2 separate regions of the Homo sapiens genome follow, and region 1 is linked to region 2. Evidence: chromatin contacts called from ENCODE Hi-C or POLR2A ChIA-PET data. All regions are on one chromosome and are shown on one strand. The core of a region is the stretch at or near the end of the contact, and the rest is flanking DNA. Distances in the headings are between cores, read along the strand shown.

Region 1 (6,917 bases), core at 2,789-5,288, 230 kb before region 2:
TTCACATGAGAACATAAGCTCCATGAAGACAGAGATTGTGTTGGATTCACTATTATAACCTCAGCACCTAGGACAGTACCTGACACACATCAGAAACTCATATACGTTTTCCACCTAGTGCTAGAATCCTGCTGTTAAAATAAGTCAGCAAAGGAAAATAAATACTCTGTAAAGAAACCAATGCATTGCTGATGGGAACGCAAAATGGTACAATCACTTTGGAAAGCAGTTTGGCAGTTTCTTATAAAACTAAATATACTCTCACCATACAATCTAGCAATCATGCCCCTTGCTATTTACCCAAATGAGTCAAAAGCTTATCTCCTGCATGTAACAAAAAAGGCTGCATACAGATGTTTATAACAGCTTTATCCATAATTGCCCAAACTTGGAAGCAACCAAGATATCCTTCAGTAGGTGAATAAATAAATTGTAGTACATGCAGACAATGGAATATTATTCAGCACTATAAAGAAATGAGCCACCAAACCATAAAAAGACATGAAGGAATTTTAAGTGCATAGTACTACATGAAAGAAGCCAAAGTGAAAAGCCTATATACTGTATGACTCCAACTATATGACATTCTAAAAAAGGCAAAACTATGGGGACAGTAAAAAAAAAAAAAAAATCAGTGATTGCCACATGTTAGTGGAGAGGGAGGGATGAATCAATAGAGCACAGATTTTTAGAGCAGTGAAACTATTCTGTATGATACTACAATGGTGGAACCGTCATTATACATTTGTCCAAACCCACAGAATGTACAACACCAAGAGTGAGCCCTAATATATAGACTTTGGGGAATAATGAGGTGTCAATGTAGGTTCATCAATTGTAAAAACTCTATTATTCTGATGTGGGACGTTGAGAGTAAGGAAAGCTACGGGTGTGTCGGGGCAGGGGATATATGGGTACTCTGCTAAATTTTGCTGTGAACCTAAAACTGCTCTGAAAAAAAAAAATAGTCTATTAAAAAATATGTTAAGGCCAGGCATGGTGGCTCACGCCTGTAATCCCAGCACTTTGGGAGGCTGAGGCGGGTGGATCACCTGAAGTCAGGAGTTCGAGACCAGCCTGGCCAACATGGCAAAACGCCGTCTCTACTAAAAATGCAAAAATTAGCCGGGAGAGGTGGCGTGCGCCTGTAGTCCCAGCTACTCAGGAGGCTGAGGCGGAAGAATCGCTTGAACCCGGGAGGCAGAGGTTGCAGTGAGCCAAGATCACGCCACCGCACTCCAGCCTGGGCAACAGAACGAGACTCCATCTCAAAAAATAAATAAATAAAAAATAAGTATTTTTATAGACCATTTACTTGTGGTAAGAATGCAAGATTCTCACTCTTCCTGGAACATTATTATGGTAATCTTAATTGTATGCTTATTAAGAGGAAAACCTGGTTGTTACCATAGAAAATATCAGGACTGGTTAGTGCCTCCAAGATTTGAGCAGTTATACCTGTTGGGGCACTTAAATCTCAACTTACAGGTTCCTGTTTAACAGAGAAAGGGTAAAAACATCTACGTTTGTTTTAAAGAATGGCTAATACACTGATGGGGTAATGCAAATTAAAGTGGATGGAGCATACACACACCACCACCACCACCACCACCACCACCACCACCAAAGTGATGGGTGAAAATTAGGTGTCTGCTGGTTGCTGACTTTGTTTGACTCTCTTAGGATCACATGTCCAGGATGCCTTCAATGTTCATTTTCACCTGTACCAAGAATATTGAGTTATGGTAATTTTGTTGGATTAAAGGTGGATGATGTGTTTTGCTTTGCTAGGCTGAATAAGGGAGCTTCGAGCTCTGAGAGATTTACTCCAAGCAATCTCGCAGGGATGTCCCCTTTTGCCAGTATCTGAAGCAGTCTTTTGCAAGCAGATTTCAACTGGACATCAAAAATATAATCTCATTCACGCACAGCCACTGTGCCTTGGGTCCTTTTAAAACTATATGTACCTCAAGAAAGCATGGGTTCTAACATCAGGAAATCCTTCTTCCCAATTCCTAAAGAGGCATCAACCAACATATTCAGATTTACTATGCCCACCTCCTCTTATCCGATGCATTACTGACAACAAAATAAGCCTTAATAGGTACCCAGCTGTCACTTACTTGCTGCATAGCCTCAGTCAATTATTCCTCTTTCAGCTGGGAAGCAGCTACAGCACTGAATAAATGTATTATGCTCGGGACTATTCTGAGGGCCTCATGTAATAGCCACGGTTTGTGTTTTAAGACACTGACTTTCTCTTTACCTGATCCAGCTCAACTACTCATCAGCAATGGCAGAACTGTCTACATATCAAGGACTTCTTTAGGGATAAACAGCCATGCTAAGTTCTGTGAATACTAGTTACAGTTTCAGAAATCCCAAATTCAAAAGGGTGAAAGATTACAAAGTGTCTAAAGTTATGCTCACAAACATATAGCAGTAAAAACACTCCAGCAGTATAAAACGCAGTCTTAAGCAATTTTTTTAAAAATACGTATGAACACAATGACATTGCAAGTGAACCATAAAACCCTCAGTTCTCCTTTGAAACTAGATTTTAAAATACCACTCGCCACTCTAAATATTCCATTGGTGTTAATAACATTCATACTATTGCTTTTAGGAAAAGCTTCATTTCACGTTTTGAACCTGATATTAACAGTCTTATCACCATGAAGTGCTGGTGACATGAAATGACAGACAAAGGCTTATCAAGTAGTCTTTCTCCAAGCTCCAAGGAAAGCACAAAACAAAAACAGCGTCTGGTATGTATCATCCCCTAGTACTTTTCCAAGTATAGAACAGCCAAAAGGTGGTAGCTATGACATCCCTTACCTTTCAATTCTATTTCAAGTCCAAGTAATGATAGATGGGAAACTACAGCTGTTTCCCATGGTGGACTTCTGAAGTCCACCTCTAATCTCAAATGGGAAATTTGGTTTTGACTTGACAAACGTCCTCTTGCAGTCCCGTGTCCCTGTTCTGCAACTTGTCATTAAGGTTTTCGATTTAATATTAATATTTAGAAATATGTTATGGGCAATTACATATAGTAGATACTTATATATTACAACTACATAGAGAGGACAACATTCAGCCCTGGGCCTCGAACCCTACGGACACACACACCCTTCAAGTTGAAATCCCAGCAAGGCACCCTGAGAACCCACTCAGGAGAGGGAGGGGCAGGAGCAGCGAGCAGAGGTTAAACCAGGCAGCAGCCAAAACAAACACCACTTCCAGAACAGGACAAACTTTGGGTCTGGGCGGCTGCAGAACCCCAGAAATGGCCGGGGGAGGGGAGAGAGTGTCAGACTGTCTCAGGGAAGGAAGATGGGGAGAGCGCACCCAGCACTGGGCGAGGAGCTGAGCTGCGAAGGAGGCTGGTGTCCCCCGGGGACAAGGGCGTCGCCGCCATCCCCGGCTGCAGAGTCCTCTCTCTCAGAACTGGCCGAGGCCTCCGGGTCCCTGGGGGCAGCCCTGTCGCCCCACTCGCAACCTCCGCCCCCGCACACACTGCCCCACAGACCCGCAGGGACAGGAGGCGGAGGGACCCACCTGGTGCAGCGTCTCGGCGGGCAGCTGCGATGCCCGAAACAGGTCAGCCACGGGGCCGGCGGCCGCAGTGGCCGTGCCGGGGGCGACTCTGGCGGCCTCGGGGGGCCCAGACCCGGGGCCCCCGCCCGCGGCGCCGGCACAGCGCGCGAAGAGCTCGGAGTAGCACTGCTGCTCGCCCTCGCTCAGCAGCAGCGGCGGCGGCCCGGAGCCACAGCCCCCGCCCGCCGCTGCCGCTGCCGCTGCCGCCGCCGCCGCCGCCGCTGCCGCCTCCATGGGGCCAGCAAGGGGGCGCGGCGGAGCCCTGTCCCTAGCTGGGGTGCTGCTGCGTCCGCCACAGCCACCGCCTCCTCGGCCTCAGCTGCCGCCGCCGCCGCCGCCGCCACCACCGCCGCCGCCACCACCACCCCCACGCCCCGCAGCTGCCGCGCGGCCGCTTCCTCCCGGCGCGCGCCGGCCCCACCCCCGGGCTTGAATGTTGTGCCTCAGCTGCGCGGCACATGGAGACAGGCGCGGCGCGGCCCAATCACAGCCTGAGATGTCACCCCGGCCCCGCCCCCGCCTCCCGCTTGCCCCGCCCAGCGCCAGGTAACTAACCCAGCGCGCCGCACGCCCTCCGCCCGTCACAGGCTCCGGTGCCCAGGAAGGCGGGCCCCGTGCCTTTCCAAGCCTACCCTGCAAGGGAGCGGAGCCTTTGGCCATCCGCCCTGGTTGGGAAGGGGGCATCTAGACCCAACTGGAGAGAAGCTCTTTTCGGGGAGCGGGGAAGGTTGTGTTGTTTTCTTGCTAGAAGGCTGGGGCAGGTGTGGTGCCCACACCACGCCATGCCCTTTCCAGAAAGGGACAAGGCATGGGAAATTAGGTTTCCTTTCTTCCATAGCAGTACTGCTTATGTCCTAAAGAGCCGGAAGACGCAGACGTCTGTACAAACAGGGTCCCACTGACCCCAGAGTGTTCAGGGTGGTATTGGAGTTAGGCCCCCTCGTCAGACATGGCTCAAACCAGGAGTTGAGACTTTATAAGGAATAACATCGGTTACTCGTAAATACTAGAGTAGTAAGAGTACAAAAAGACCCATTTTGCAGATCATTTCGTCCAAACCCTGCTTTTACAGATGAGGAAACTGCCATGTTCACCTTCATTCCTCCAAAACCAGTTGAATATCTCGTATGTAGCAGATTTATATGCTAGGGCCTGAAAATACAAACCTCAGTAACAGAGGATCCTCACTCTCCAAAGGAAGCACTTATTTTAGTAGTAAAACAGGCATTTTTTTTAGTACAAAACTTGTTCAAGCTCACACCAAAAATCAATGCGAAACCCCACATTTTTCCACCCCGGTCCATGTCCTCCTCTCTCTCTCCATTCCTCCCTATCCTAAAGCATACACACTATATTTTTCAAATGTGCTTGCTTCCCCCTGGCTAGTACTCTAACCACTTTTTTTTTTTTTTTTTTTTTTTGAGAAGGAGTTTCGCTCTTGTTGCCCAGGCTGTAGTTCAATGGCACAGTCTTGGCTCACTGCAACCTCCACCTCCCGGGTTCGAGCGATTATCCTGCCTCAGCCTCCCGAGTAGCTGGAATTACAGGCGCCTGCCACCACTCCTGGCTAATTTTTGTATTTTTAGTAGAGACGGGGTTTCACCATGTTTGTCAGGCTGGTCTCGAACTCCTGACCTCAGGTGATCCACCCCACCCCCACCCCCCCACCTCGGCCTCCCAAAGTGCTGGGATTACAGGCTTGAGCCACCACGCCTGGCCCTCTAGCCGCTTTTAAAAGAAAGTCCAGGCCGGGCGCGGTGGGTCATGCCTGTAATCCCAGCACTTTGGGAGGCCAAGGCAGGCAGATCACTTGAGTCCTGGAGTTCGAGACCAGCCTGGCCAACGTGGTGAAATCCCATCTCTACTAAAAATACAAAAACTAGCTGGGCCATGGTGGTGAGTGCCTGCAGTCCCAGCTACTTGGGAGGCTGAGGCAGGAGAATCACTTGAACCCAAGAGACAGAGGTTGCAGTGAGCCAAGATCACACCACTGCACTCCAGCCTGGGCAACAGAGCAAGACTCTGTCTCAAAGAGAGAGAGAGAAAGAGAGACCAGAAAAGAAGCCACTGGAAAAAAAGTCTGTCCCACCATTGCACTGGAAGTTCCAGCATCAGGCCCACATATCTGCATCTCTTTTCCAAAAATTCTCTTTTTAAATGTCATTTTTCCTGGGAAGACCTGCAGAAATATATGCATGAAGCCTCACTGGGAAACAATAACCCAAAAGAAAACATCAGTCTAGGGTTAAGCACTAATAAAAAATATATTTTACTACAAAGAAAACTACAAAACATTGATTTAAAAAATTGAAGAGGACACAAAAACATGGAAAGGCATCCCATGCTCATGGATTGGAAGAATTAATATTATTAAAATGACCATACTACCCAAAGAAATCTACAGATTCACTGTGATCCCTATCAAAATACCAATGACATTGTTCACAAAAATAGAAAAAACAATCCTAAAAATTGTATAAAACCACAAAAGACCCTGAATAGCCAAAGCAATCCTGAGCAAAAAGAACAAAGCTGGAGGCATCACACTACCTGACTTCAAAATATACTACAAAGCTATAGTAACCAAAACAGCATGGTACTGACATGAAAAGAGACACATAAACCAATAGAACAGACTGGAGAACCCAGAAATAAACCCACACATTTACAGCCAACTGACTTCCAACAAACCACCAAGGAAATACATTGGGAAAGGACAGTCTTTCCAATAAATGGTGCTGGGAAAACCAGATATCCATATGCAGAAGAATAAAACTAGACCTTTATGTCTCTCTCACCTATACAAAAATCAACTGAAGATGTATTAAAGACTTAATCATAAGACCTAAAACTGTAAAACTACTGGAAGAAAACATTGGGGAAATGCTTCAGGACATTGGTCTGGACAAGGATTTTATGGCTAAGACCTTGAAAGCACAGGCCAAAAAAACAAAAATAAGCAAATGGAAATATATTAAACTAAAAGGCTTCTGCACACCAAAGGAAACATTAACAGTATGAAGAGATAACCTGAAGAATGGGAGAAAATATTTGCAAACTATTCATCCAACAAGAGACTGATATCCAGCATATAGAAGGAACTCAACTCAACAGCAAAAAAATAATAATAATCCCATTAAAAAGTGGGCAAAGGATCTGCATAAACATTTCTCAAAAGAATACATACAGATGGCCAACAGGTATATGAAAACATGCTCAACATCATTTATCATCAGGAAAATGCAAATCAAAACTACAGTGAGATATCATCTCACTCCATATATAAGAGAAAAGGAAAGTCTTTTACACTGTTGAGA
Region 2 (6,104 bases), core at 303-2,802:
CATCCCCCCACCCCCATCTTTTAGTAGATTCTTCAAATGTTGCTGAACTTAGTATCTACCTTTGTTGCAGTTCTCTCACTTGTAGTGCTGGGCTGCTTTAGGGCTCACCTCCTCAAAGATGCTTTTTTGTTTTGTTTTGTTTTGTTTTTTTGAGATGGAGTCTTGCTCTGTCACCCAGGCTGGAGTGCAGTGGTGCGATCTCAGCTCACTGCAACTTCCACCTCCCCAGTTCAAGCGATTCTCCTGCCTCAGCCTCCTGAGTAGCTGGGATTACAGGTGCCCGCCACCACGCCCGGCTATTTTTTGTATTTTTAGTAGAGACGGGGTTACATCGTGTTGGCCAGGCTGGTCTCGAACTGCTGACCTCATGATCCGCCCACCTCAGCCTCTCAAAGTGCTGGGATTACAGGCCTGAGCCACCATATCCGGCCTCAAAGATGCTTTCTGTGATCACTGAAGCCCACCATGGTCTCTCCAGAAATGAGAATTACTACAGCATGTGTTTACTCCACGTCTATTATCACCTGTCCCCCAACCCCTGTAGACTGTAAACTTGGAAAGAGCACGGGCTTTAAAATGAGAAAGATCGAAGCTCAAATTCCACTTCTACCACTCACTATCAGTATAACTTTGGCCCAATAACTCTGGGCTTGTTCCCCCAACTCACTGGGGGTGTTTAACAGATGAAATGGGATATCTTTCATAAAACATCTAGTACTGCAACTTGCGTATAGCAGACAGTTGGCATTTTCTCTCCCTCCTTAAGGAAAAAGGTCTCTGTACCTAAAAAGCATTTGACCGGGGCAGACATTGACATTCAGTAACTGTCAGTTTACTTCAGACAACACGTTCTGACCTAGGGGCAAAAAATTATTTTTTCAACCAATTCAAGCTCGCCAACTATCCCCGATCTGGGGGGTGTAAATGAAGGTTTTCGAGTTGAACAAAAAAGATTCCTTGTCAAACCTGAAGACGTCGGGTCACACTGCTTGACTGCATACCTGATTCCAATGTCTGCAAACTTTGTAGACTTGTCACCAGGAACTTCAGGGACAGGACCTGACTGCTAGATGAAGCTCTGGCCTCGTCCAGATCCTCACCAATCTCTCCCGACCCGGAGAGGACTGACCGACAGACACATCTTCCTCCCCTGCCTCCCACCTCGGCCCCCTCATCCCCCAGCCAGTCGGGCCCGCGCCCCAGGGCCGTCCCAGAGGAGGAATGCGCCCCCCCCTTCCCGGTCCCAGAGCCAGGGTAGACTCACTGCCGAAGTCTTTGGCCTGGTGGAGGAGCTCCTGGTCTCCCGCTTGCTGCAGCTCCTCCTCCGCAGACTCAGCCACCGTCTCGGACGGCTGCTCGGGTGGAGCATCTCCATTGGGCTGCCCACCGCCTGCCACCGGCTGCTGCAAGCCCAACCAACTGCTCAAGCCCCGGAACATCCCGCTCGCGGGCCGCCGCCGCGGTCCCGATCCCCAGAGACCGCAGCGAGCACTGGTTGCCTTTGACTCCACTCTGCGCGACTCCCAGGGAGATGTCCGGAAGTCGGAGGAACACCGCAGCCGCCGCAGCCCCGCCTCTATGACGACTCCGCCGCGGCCGCGCAAGCGTCACTTCCGTCCAAAGGCTCCGCCCCTGGTGACGTCAGTTGTGACAACTGTTTTGTGCGCGTGGATAGGGGACAAAGAGCTTTCCCAGCGTAGCCCTGCCTTCCCTCTTTTCCTCATTCGCCAGCTTTGTAGGTGACTGACCTAGTAGGCATGTGGACGGTGTCTTTGTCACAGTCCTAGCCAGTCCCATTTTAAGATTGCCTCTAGGCAGCTTGGCTGGTGACTTAGTCTCGCCTTTTCAGGTCCCGCAGGGCTGCGTTCCCGCAGAATTGGATGTCTTTAGCCTCCTCCTGAGCCCAATTCAAAACTAACCCAAAGCCGCCAAGCCCAACAGGGAATAAGAGGACAGAATAAGGTGTTAAACAACACAATGGGATGCTGTCAGCAGAATCTAGACTATGAGAAGCCACAGGACAGACAACCTTGTTTCTTCAAATAAATTGCAAGGAAGAGAGGAGTGTGGTGGGGAACCTATAGATTAAAAAAGACTTAAGAGATGTAACACATGGCCCCTTGTGCATTTTATTAGGATCCTAATTCAGCAAACACATTGAAAAAAATAGTATGATACTTATTATAAGAACTGGAAATTTGGACACTGGGTAGTTGATAAAATTAAGGAATTGTGAAATTACAAAATTTTAATTGTGGTAAAATACACAAAATTTACCATCTTAATATGATTTACCATCTTAACCGTTTCTAAGTGTACAATTCAGTACTGTTAAGTACATTTACATTGTTGAGCAATCAATCTTCAGAACTCTTCATCTTGCAATTAAAAGAATGAAAAATAGTCCGAGTGCGGTGGCTCACGCCTGTAATCCCAGCACTTTGGAAGGCCGAGGCGGGAGGATCACAAGGTCAGGAGTTCGAGACCATCCTGGCTAACACGGTGAAACCCCGTCTCTACTGAAAATAGAAAAAAATTAGCCGGGCGTGGTGGCGGGCGCCTGTAGTCCCAGCTACTAGGGAGGCTGAGGCAGGAGAATGGCGTGAACTCGGGAGGCAGAGGTTGCAGAGTCCATTCTCAAAAAAAAAAAAAAAAGAAAAAAGAAAAATAGAACTTCATCTTGCAAAACTGAAACTACCTATGAAACAACTCCCCATTCCTGTCCTTGTCATCCCCCTCCTCCCCCCATTCTACTTCTTGTCTCTATGGATCTGACTAGATACCTTAATATAAGTGGAATCATTCAGTATTTGTCTGTAACTGGCTTCTTTCACTTAGTATAATGTCCTCAAGGCTGTGTCAATTTCTTTTTAAGAGTGAATAGTATTCCCTTGTATGTATACACCACGTTTTGTTTATCCATCTGTTTATCCACCGCACATATTGAGATTTTACCAAAGAAATGATACCATATCTGGGCCAGGCGCAGTGGCTCACGCCTGTAATCCCAGCGCTTTGGGAGACCGAGATGGGTGGATCACCTGAGGTTAGGAGTTTGAGACTAGCCTGACCAACATGGTGAAACCCCGTTTGTACTAAAAATACAAAAAATTAGCTGGGTGTGCTGGCGGGCGCCTGTAATCCCAGCTACTCGAGAGGCCGAGGCAGGAGAATCACTTGAACTCAGGAGGCGGAGGTTGCAGTGAGCTGAGATCCTGCCATTGCCCTCCAGCCTGGATGACAAGAGCAAAACTCCGTCTCAAAAAAAAAAAAAAGAAAAAGAAAAAAAGAAATGATGCCACGTCTGGAATTTGCTTCAAATTAATACAGGATGGGGGTGGGGGGAATGGGGGGGGATATAGATGAAACAAGCCTGGCCATGGGTTGAAGCTGGGTAGTTAAACATTTGTCTTTTTTATATTTTTAACTTTTCCCACAATAACATGTAAAACTAACAAAAAACTAGTGATGTGCATAACTACCCCTTCAGAGCAGGGAGTTCATGGACACATTTCCCAAGCACAGTCTTCAGTCATTAATTGTGGAAGGACATCCATGATTCCTTGCTCCCCAACTATTTTGAGAAGAGGAGGACAGTTCCGGTGACCTGAGGGAATACATGAGGAATTGATTACAACTCTGATTTCCCTGCTGTCCAGTTTTCCAGCCTGACTTATATTTATATTTTATTCAGGTCCAGGATTTTAGGTTATCAAGCCCAACCTGTTTTTTTCTTTCCCCCAAACAGCTGAGATTTAAACAATTCACCTGTTTAAAGTGTACAATTCAATGGTATATATTTTTGGTGTATTACACTATTAATATTTTAAATTGAAGTAAAAATAAATTTTTTTTAGTGTACAGTTCAGTGGCATTGATGACATTCCAGCCTGTTTTTAGAGTCCAAGTATTGATTCAGCTTTGAAGTCAGGAGATGTCTTAGGATCAATGCCTTTCTAGGCTTTATTAAGTCAATGAGAACCTGAAAGTGGTTGAGACTTTCGGGAATAGGATATTTGCTTCAAGTATGATTGAACAGAGCCTGGAATTTGAGTGAGAAGCCTAGGATGGGCTTCTAATTCCACCATCTAGTAGGTGAATAAACTTGACTTTTTTTTTTTTTTTAGACGGAGTCTCACTCTGTCTTGCCCAGGCTGAAGTGCAGTGGCACAATCTCGACTCACTGTATCCTCTGCCTCCTGGGTTCAAGCAATTCTCCTGCCTCAGCCTCCCAAATAGCTGGAATTACAGGCACCTGCCACCACACCTGGCTAATTTTGTATTTTTAGTAGAGACGGGGTTTCACCATGTTGGCCAGGCTGGTCTCGAACTCCTGATCTCAGGTGATCCACCCACCTTGGCCTCCCAAAGTGCTGGGATTACAGGAGTGAGCCACCGCACCCGGCCTAAACTTGACGTTTTACTCATCCTTTTGCCCCTCAAGTTCCCTCACTTGCAAAAGAAGTATAGTGCTGGTCCTTCCCACAGCAGAGATAGGGCCCAGCCCTTTCAGCCTTACTCTGCTTTATCTTAAGGTACACTCAAAATCGTGGTGAACACTGTGGTCACCAAGGGATAGACAGTTTTACAACTCTTCTGAAAGGTAGAATTCTTAAAAATAAGAGATTAGGCTGGGCACAGTGGCTCATGCCTGTAATCCCAGCACTTTGTGAGGCCGAGGTGGGAGGATTGCTTGAGTCTAGAAGTTTGAGACCAGCCTGGGCAACATAACGAGACCCTGTCTATACAAAAAATAAAAAATGAGCTGGGTGTAGTGGCTTGCACCTGTCGTCTCAGCTACTCAGGAGGCTGAGGCAGGGGGATTGCTTGAGCCTGGGAGCTGGAGGCTGCAGTGAGCTGTGATCGTGCCACTGCACTCCAGCCTGGGTGATAGAGCGAGACCCCGACTGAAAAAAAGAAAAAAAAAAAAGATTACAAAACAAGAACATAAGCAATCAACTTAATGATGGGCTTCATTTTCATTTTAAAAAAATCATCTGGCCAGGCACGGTGGCTCATGCCTGTAATCCCAGAACTTTGAGAGGCCGAGGCAGGTGGATCACCTGAGGTCAGGAGTTCGAGACCAGCCTGGCCAACATGGTAAAACCCTGTCTCTACTAAAAATACAAAAATTAGTCGGGCGTGGTGGTGGGCGCCTGTAATCCCAGCTACTCAGGAGGCTGAGGCAGGAGAATCACTTGAACCCGGGAGGTGGAGGTTGCAGTGAGCTGGGATCATGCCATTGCACTCCAGCCTGGGCGACAAGAATGAATCCCCACCTCAAAAAAAAAAAAAAAAAATCATCTTGTGCGGATTCAGCAAGATGTTATGCTGGTGGTGGGCCATGAACTGACACTTGTTGAATGAGGATACATCCTTATCCCACACAATTCAGTCAATCCACACCCTGTTATCAAATTTGTTTTCCAGCTCATTATTTTTCCCATTTGAGATTAATAATACAATAGTTATTATAATGAGCCCTTTGTATATACAGATTATCTTTTATCCATTAGCCTCATGGATGAATAGAATAGGACAATTGGATCAGGCCTCACATCCTGTGGTGGAGTCTGGCTGTGCATTGATGTCCTGGCTTTGCCACTCATATTAACTAACGTACCCTTGGTCAAGACATTTCACATCTCTGAACCTCAGGTCCCTCATTCTAAAAAGGGGATCATAACAACTGTCCTGGTTCTAAAAAGATAATGAAAGACGGAACTGTGGAAGGAAACCTTACATATGCGGCAGGTATTAAGTATTAGCACCCATACCAACCCATTTCACAAACATTCTTTCCCCTGAGCCCTCTGGAAGACTTGTTTATGCCTCTAGCCTTTTGACAAGGTGGTTCCTTGTCCCTCCCCTGGACCCCCCAACACCCATGGAGACCTGGATCTCCCCCAAGGCTACCCTGCTGAGTGAAGCGTCTGCTTATTTTCCCAGAAATTGACATCATTGTTCCAAGTTCCTTACTGCTTCCTCCACAACACTGTTCTTTCATCCTTGGTGGGGAGAAACTCCATTGTGTTTATTTTATTTTATTTTTTGAGATGGAGTTTCGCTCTTGTCGCCCAGGCTGGAGTGCAATGGCGCGATCT

The links. A loop is a pair of places that touch in the nucleus more often than their neighbours do. ChIA-PET counts read pairs that join two places held with the same protein, here RNA polymerase II (POLR2A). Pooled maps may share reads with other maps.
Region 1: a loop to region 2 is called in a map of B cell, with 15 times the contacts of the local background. The contact joins the promoter of REPS2 here to the promoter of SYAP1 in region 2. A Hi-C loop is called at or near these places in 2 of 168 maps with a recorded cell type or tissue (B cell and naive thymus-derived CD4-positive, alpha-beta T cell) and 7 of 50 pooled maps. POLR2A ChIA-PET finds 5 or more read pairs at or near these places in 4 of 52 experiments (K562, WTC11, common myeloid progenitor, CD34-positive and 1 more).

The regions. Positions count from the first base shown.
Region 1 is chrX:16,943,779-16,950,695 of GRCh38, reverse strand. REPS2 (RALBP1 associated Eps domain containing 2) reads right to left here and starts at 4,038. Exons shown (of 18, transcript NM_004726.3): 1 at 3,562-4,038. The coding sequence starts at 3,834.
Region 2 is chrX:16,715,060-16,721,163 of GRCh38, reverse strand. SYAP1 (synapse associated protein 1) reads right to left here and starts at 1,552. Exons shown (of 9, transcript NM_032796.4): 1 at 1,265-1,552. The coding sequence starts at 1,439. RefSeq lists an enhancer at 1,683-1,742.